Regions from separate parts of the Homo sapiens genome. Here region 2 is linked to region 1. Evidence: chromatin contacts called from ENCODE POLR2A ChIA-PET data. All regions are on one chromosome and are shown on one strand. Each heading gives the region's core, a stretch centred on a gene start or an enhancer-like site at or near the end of the contact. The rest is flanking DNA. Distances are from core to core; before and after follow the strand shown. Region 1 overlaps LOC105371767 (a long non-coding RNA gene). Region 2 holds the start of CDK12 (cyclin dependent kinase 12).

Region 1 (3,522 bases), core at 380-2,879:
TTGCCCAGGCTGGAGTGCACTGGTGTGATCTCGGCTCACTGCAACCTCTGCTGCCTGGGTTCAAGTGATTCTTGTGCCTCAGCCTCCCAAGTAGCTGGGATTACAGGGGCCCACAACCATGCCTAGCTAATTTTTGTATTTTTAGTAGAGATGGGGTTTCACCATGTTGGTCCGGCTGGTCTTGAACTCCTGACCTCAGGTGATCCACCCACCTCGGTCTCCCAAAGGGCTGGGATTACAGGCGTGAGCCACTGCGCCAGCCTCTTGTGATTTCATCTTGCCTCACTGACTCCACAGTAAGCACTGTAAGTGCGACTAGTTCTTGTTTTCTGTATTTTCAGAACTGCTTTCCTGGGCCCAGGATAAGTGCCCAAGAAGCGTGTTTGGACTGACATCCTTGGGAATCCAACAATGGTTAAAGATAACCACTTCCTTTCTACCTGCTGATGTGGAGCACATATGAGGCGCTAAGCACCGCCTGCACCAGGCGAGCCATTCAGTAAATGTTAGCTCTTATTGTTCTCTTATTGGTGGTGGGCAGAGTTGAAGTTCTGATGAGATCTTCTCAGAAGGGTTACATTGCAGGGGGGCCTTGGAAAATCATTCAGGGCTCTGAGATTCAGTTTCCTTCATCCCTGAAATGGGATGCGAATTCCCCCCTTGCCAACCTCAAAGAACTAGTAGGATGGTGCAAAAGTAATTGTGGTTTTTGCCATTAAAAGCAATAGCAAAACTGCATTACTTTTGTACCACCATGCCCAGCTCATTTTTTGTATTTATTATTATTATTTTTTTTCCGAGACGGAATTTCACTCTTGTTGCCCAAGCTGGAGTGCAATGGCGTGATCTCGGCTCACTGCAACCTCTGCCTCCAGGGTTCAAGCGATTCTCCTGCCTCAGCCTCCCGAGTAGCTGGGATTACAGGCACCCACCAACACACCCGGCTAAATTTTTTTTAATTTTTACTAGAGACGGGGTTTCACCATGTTGGCCAGACTGCTCTCGAACTCCTGACCTCAGGTGATACACCCACCTCAGCCTCCCAAAGTGCTGGGATTTCAGGCGTGAGCTACCACGGCCAGCCTAATTTTTTGTATTTTAATATGATGATCAGATGAGATATTCTGAGAAAGTGTTTAGAAAACTAAGGGGATCCATCAATCTAAAGTATCATTAAACTTGCACTGAGCTCAGCATCATGCTTGGGCTTGGGCAGGGGGAGAGACCGCAGCGGGTGCCGGGACGGCCCCATCTCTGCATGCGCTCTGCTTGCCCTGCCTTTAAGACTTGAACGTGTGAAAGTGCCTTGAAAGCTGTAAAGTCCTATCCAAGGGATCCTTTTATGATGAGCAGGGGTGGAGGCGGGAGTGGGAGTATCAGCTATGCCAGACTGACGAGGAGCTTTGTTTTACTAGAGTGCAGGAAATACAACTGGTGCAAGAGACCTGCATTCATCCAGGTTCTTGTAATTGCTGGGTGTCAAATCCACACAGTTGCTTGAAAAGAAGAAACCAAGATGGAAGTAACAGAAACCACAGAGGTGGTTATGTCTTTTAATAATCAGACCCAAGGAGGAGAACTGAGAGAAAGCTTGAAGGAAACCTGCAGGAGCTTGTCTGCTTCTCTAAGGTCTCAAAGGCAGAACTACTTCCTCAAAAGGCCTTTTGGTAAATCACCATAAACAAAGGAAAGCGGAAATTCCTTTAAGCTTTTTGGTGCTTGATTCTAATCCACCCTGAGCCATGGTCCCAGGCCTCCTACGCTCCTTGCTCCTCCGATGTTTATATGACAGAAAGTTATTTTCCCCAGAAACTGACAATCTGGATTGCAAAGACCAGGCCAGGAAGGAATTTATTCCAGAAACACTTGCAGTGTCTGGCACTTTGCTCCCCATTTCCTCATTTTGTGTTGTTTGTTTATGCAGTGGAACTGCCTATGAGTCATATATTTGGGTGCTGAGGATGAAGAGTTAATTTGGATGAAGAGTTAATCCAGAGCAAGGTCACAACTCTCTTGAATTCTATGAAGGCTGAGAGGGGTGATGAAGCTTCAGAAGAAAAGTTTGAAGCTCGCAGAGGTTGGCTGAAGGAATGAAGCTGTCTCTGTAACATAAAGGTGTAAGGTGAAGCAGCAAGTGCTGATGGAGAAGCTGCAGCAAGTTGTCGAGAGATCTAGCTCAGATCACTGATGAAGGTGGCTACGCTCAACAACAGATTTTCAATGTGGATGAAACAACCTTCTATTGGAAGAAGATGCCAGCTAGGACTTTCATAACTAGAGAGAAGTCAATGCCTGGCTTCAAGGGATAGGCTGACCCTCTTGATAGGGGCAAATGCAGCTGGTGACTTTATAGTCTTTTACCTTTCTAGAAATCCTAGGGCCCTTAATAATCATGCTAAATTTACTCTGCCTGTGTTCTATAAATGGAACAACAAAGCCTGGATGTCAGCACATATTTATAGCATGGCTTAGCAAATATTTTAAGTTTACTGTTGAGACCTACTGCTTAGAAAAAAAGATTCTTTAAAAAATATTACTGCTCATTGACAATGCACTTGGTCATCCAAGAGCTCTGACGGAAATGTACAAGGAGATCAATGTTGTTTTCATGCCTGCTAACACAACATCTGTTCTACAGCCCATGGATCAAGGTGTAATTTCCACTTTCAAATCTTATTATTTCAGAAGTTCATTCTGTAAGGCTATTGCTGACATAGATGGTGCTTCCTCTTGGGTGGGCGCGGTGGCTCACGCCTGTAATCCCAGCACTTTGGGAGGCCGAGGCAGGCAGATCACGAGGTCAGGAAATCAAGACCATCCTGGCTAACATGGTGAAACCCCGTCTCTACTAAAAATACAAAAATTAGCTGGGCGTGGTGGTGAGTGCCTGTAATCCCAACTACTTGGGAGGCCGTGGCAGGAGAATTGCTTGAACCCAGGAGGCAGAGGTTGCAGTGAGCTGAGATCACGCCATTGCACTCCAGCCTCGGTGACAGAGCAAGACTCCATCTCAAAAACAACAACAACAATTTAGAAGAAGTTGATTCCAATGCTTATGGATGACTTTGAGGAGTTCAGACTTCAGTGGAGAGTAACTGCAGATGTTGTGGAAATAGCAAGATAACCAGAATTAGAAGTGGAGCCTGAAGATGAAACTGAATTGCTGCCATCTCATGATAACACTTGAATGGATGAGGAGTTGCTCCTTTTTTTTTTTTTTTTTTTTGAGATGAAGTCTGGCTCTTGTGCCCCAGGCTGGAGTGCAGTGGTGTGATCTCGGCTCACTGCAACTTCTGCCTCCCGGGTTCAAGCGGTTCTCCTGCCTCAGCCTCCCGATTAGCTGGGATTACAGGCACTTGCCACCATGCTCAGCTAATTTTTGTATTTTTAGTAGAGATGGGGTTTCACCATGTTGGCCAGGCTGGTCTCGAACTTCTGACCTCAGGTGATCTGCCTGCCTCAGCCTCCCAAAGTGTTGGGATTACAGGCGTGAGCCACCGCGTCAGGCCAGGAGTTGCTTCT
Region 2 (3,522 bases), core at 573-3,072, 440 kb after region 1:
GATGGGAGGATCACCTGAGCCCATGAGGGGAAGGCTACAGTGAGTTATGATTGTGCCACTGCACTCCAGCCTGGGCGACAGAGCGAGACCCTTCACACACACACACAAAATTAGGTTAAAAAAAAAAAATGTTTTGGATCGCCCTGTGAGCAAAAGGAACAAGAACATTTACAGAGAGTGATTTTTGAGAATTGAGACTACCTTAATTCAGAATGTTTTCTGGTCCTGAATTTACCAGCTGAACTTCTCCGTTTTGGACAAGCCCCTTCATTTCTCCATGCCTTAGTTTTCTCACTTATACAACCTATTTCAGAGGACTGTTGTGAAGATGGAATGACTTAAGGTAGGCGAAAGTTTTTTAAAAAGTAATAAATGAGGGGCCAGTGTAAGATAGTGTTATTTTCTTGTTAATTAATACTATGCTTTTCTTGTTCATATTATAATCTTTTGTATGAGGATGAAAGGCTAAATTATCCAATAACGGCCATGGGAGGATCTCAAGATGGGATGAGCTTTTAGGTTCTGAGATTTGAAGCAAAGATTGGTAAGGAGACAACACCATAGGATGGAAGAGCTTGTGTTTTAGTCTCAGAAAGACATGAATTTGAATGTTGACTGTGGCACTTGTTGGACCAAATTATTCAACTTCCCTGAGGCTGGGATTCCTTTTCTATAAAACAGGGATGAAAATCTCGTGTTTTGCAGGATAATTGTGAAAATTAGAGATAATGTATGTAAAATTCTTGGCAGGTAGCACACACCCTATATGTGGGAAGCACTGTTAAAACACTCAGGGACTTGGGTTGAAATGTCCCGACATTTGTCTTTTGCTCTGTAAAAAATAATCTCAACCGGGCGCGGTGGCTCAAGCCTGTAATCCCGCCACTTTGGGAGGACCAGACGGGCAGATTGCTTCATTCTAGGAGTTCAAGACCAAGGATCGCGGATTGCTTGAGTCTAGGAGTTCGAGACTAGCCTGGGCAACATGGCGAAACCCCATCACTACGAATAATAGAAACAAATTAGCACGGCGTGGTGGCGCGACTCTATAGTTCCAAGTACTCGGCAGGATGAGGTGGGAGGATTGCTTGAGCCCAGGAGGTGGAGGCTGCAGTGAGCCGAGATCGTGCCACTGCACTCCAGTCTGGGCAAAAGAGAGAGAACTTGTCTCAAACAAACAAAAAAATGGCCCGGCGCGGCGGTTCACGCCTGTAATCCTAGCACTTTGGGAGGCCGAGGCGGGAGGATCACTTGAGGTCAGGAGGTCGAGACCAGCCTGGCCAACATGGTGAAACCCTGTCTCTACTAAAAACAAAAAAGTTAGCCGGGCGTGGTGGCGGGCGCCTGTAATCCCAGCTACTCGGGAGGCTGAGGCAGGAGAATCGCTTGAACCCAGGAGGTGGAGGTTGCAGTGAGCCGAGATCGCGCCACTAACACTCCAGGATGGGCTACAGAGCGAGACTCCGTCTCAAAGGAAAACAAAAAACAAACAAAAAAAAGTCATCCTGGTAGTTAAAAGATTTGTTAAAAAGGATGTTGAAATTATTTTGTCACGGAGCCTGGGAGTGTTTGTTTAATCAGTTACCGATAAAGTTTTGGTTAAAAAAAAAAAACTCGGTTTGTTCCGTTTCAATAAAGCTTTGCTCAAACGGGGAGCTCCGGGAGCTCATCGCGAGACTCAGGTGAAACGCGTTTCTAGTTTGGGACCTGATCTCGCGTTGTTTGATAAGCAGGGGAATGAGGTGAAAGCGAAGCACGAAACATCGCGAGAGGCTACTGGACTCTCGCGACGATTTCTGGGATTGCCCCTCCCCCCTTCCCCAAGTGCCGTTTCGGTTTAATCTAGTGTGTGACTGGGTCTGTGTGAGGGAGAGAGTGTGTGTGGTGTGGAGGTGAAACGGAGGCAAGAAAGGGGGCTACCTCAGGAGCGAGGGACAAAGGGGGCGTGAGGCACCTAGGCCGCGGCACCCCGGCGACAGGAAGCCGTCCTGAACCGGGCTACCGGGTAGGGGAAGGGCCCGCGTAGTCCTCGCAGGGCCCCAGAGCTGGAGTCGGCTCCACAGCCCCGGGCCGTCGGCTTCTCACTTCCTGGACCTCCCCGGCGCCCGGGCCTGAGGACTGGCTCGGCGGAGGGAGAAGAGGAAACAGACTTGAGCAGCTCCCCGTTGTCTCGCAACTCCACTGCCGAGGAACTCTCATTTCTTCCCTCGCTCCTTCACCCCCCACCTCATGTAGAAGGGTGCTGAGGCGTCGGGAGGGAGGAGGAGCCTGGGCTACCGTCCCTGCCCTCCCCACCCCCTTCCCGGGGCGCTTTGGTGGGCGTGGAGTTGGGGTTGGGGGGGTGGGTGGGGGTTGCTTTTTGGAGTGCTGGGGAACTTTTTTCCCTTCTTCAGGTCAGGGGAAAGGGAATGCCCAATTCAGAGAGACATGGGGGCAAGAAGGACGGGAGTGGAGGAGCTTCTGGAACTTTGCAGCCGTCATCGGGAGGCGGCAGCTCTAACAGCAGAGAGCGTCACCGCTTGGTATCGAAGCACAAGCGGCATAAGTCCAAACACTCCAAAGACATGGGGTTGGTGACCCCCGAAGCAGCATCCCTGGGCACAGTTATCAAACCTTTGGTGGAGTATGATGATATCAGCTCTGATTCCGACACCTTCTCCGATGACATGGCCTTCAAACTAGACCGAAGGGAGAACGACGAACGTCGTGGATCAGATCGGAGCGACCGCCTGCACAAACATCGTCACCACCAGCACAGGCGTTCCCGGGACTTACTAAAAGCTAAACAGACCGAAAAAGAAAAAAGCCAAGAAGTCTCCAGCAAGTCGGGATCGATGAAGGACCGGATATCGGGAAGTTCAAAGCGTTCGAATGAGGAGACTGATGACTATGGGAAGGCGCAGGTAGCCAAAAGCAGCAGCAAGGAATCCAGGTCATCCAAGCTCCACAAGGAGAAGACCAGGAAAGAACGGGAGCTGAAGTCTGGGCACAAAGACCGGAGTAAAAGTCATCGAAAAAGGGAAACACCCAAAAGTTACAAAACAGTGGACAGCCCAAAACGGAGATCCAGGAGCCCCCACAGGAAGTGGTCTGACAGCTCCAAACAAGATGATAGCCCCTCGGGAGCTTCTTATGGCCAAGATTATGACCTTAGTCCCTCACGATCTCATACCTCGAGCAATTATGACTCCTACAAGAAAAGTCCTGGAAGTACCTCGAGAAGGCAGTCGGTCAGTCCCCCTTACAAGGAGCCTTCGGCCTACCAGTCCAGCACCCGGTCACCGAGCCCCTACAGTAGGCGACAGAGATCTGTCAGTCCCTATAGCAGGAGACGGTCGTCCAGCTACGAAAGAAGTGGCTCTTACAGCGGGCGATCGCCCAGTCCCTATGGTCGAAGGCGGTCCAGCAGCCCTTTCCTGAGCAAGCGGTCTCTGAGTCGGAGTCCACTCCCCAGGTGAGCTATTTGTCTAACAGTCCTTCCTCATTTAGGGTGGGTTGCGAGGAATTGGCATTCAGCGTGTT

Evidence for each region. ChIA-PET counts read pairs that join two places held with the same protein, here RNA polymerase II (POLR2A).
Region 2: POLR2A ChIA-PET joins it to region 1 with 12 read pairs in activated naive CD4-positive, alpha-beta T cell. The contact joins the promoter of CDK12 here to the enhancer-like site in region 1. POLR2A ChIA-PET finds 5 or more read pairs at or near these places in 3 of 52 experiments (A549, OCI-LY7 and activated naive CD4-positive, alpha-beta T cell).

What each region holds. Positions count from the first base shown.
Region 1 is chr17:39,017,087-39,020,608 of GRCh38, forward strand. All of the region lies in intron 1 of LOC105371767 (a long non-coding RNA gene), which reads right to left. Among named protein-coding and RNA genes, the nearest start is that of LINC02079, 8.3 kb to the right of the region's middle. Within about 2 kb of position 1,630, at least 2 of the 41 ENCODE cell types and tissues checked have a DNase peak (open chromatin) inside an H3K27ac peak, as active enhancers do.
Region 2 is chr17:39,459,664-39,463,185 of GRCh38, forward strand. It overlaps CDK12 (cyclin dependent kinase 12), which reads left to right and starts at 1,823. Exons shown (of 14, transcript NM_016507.4): 1 at 1,823-3,454. The coding sequence starts at 2,409. RefSeq lists enhancers at 1,600-2,524, 1,885-1,934, 2,025-2,084, 2,250-3,449, 2,475-2,604.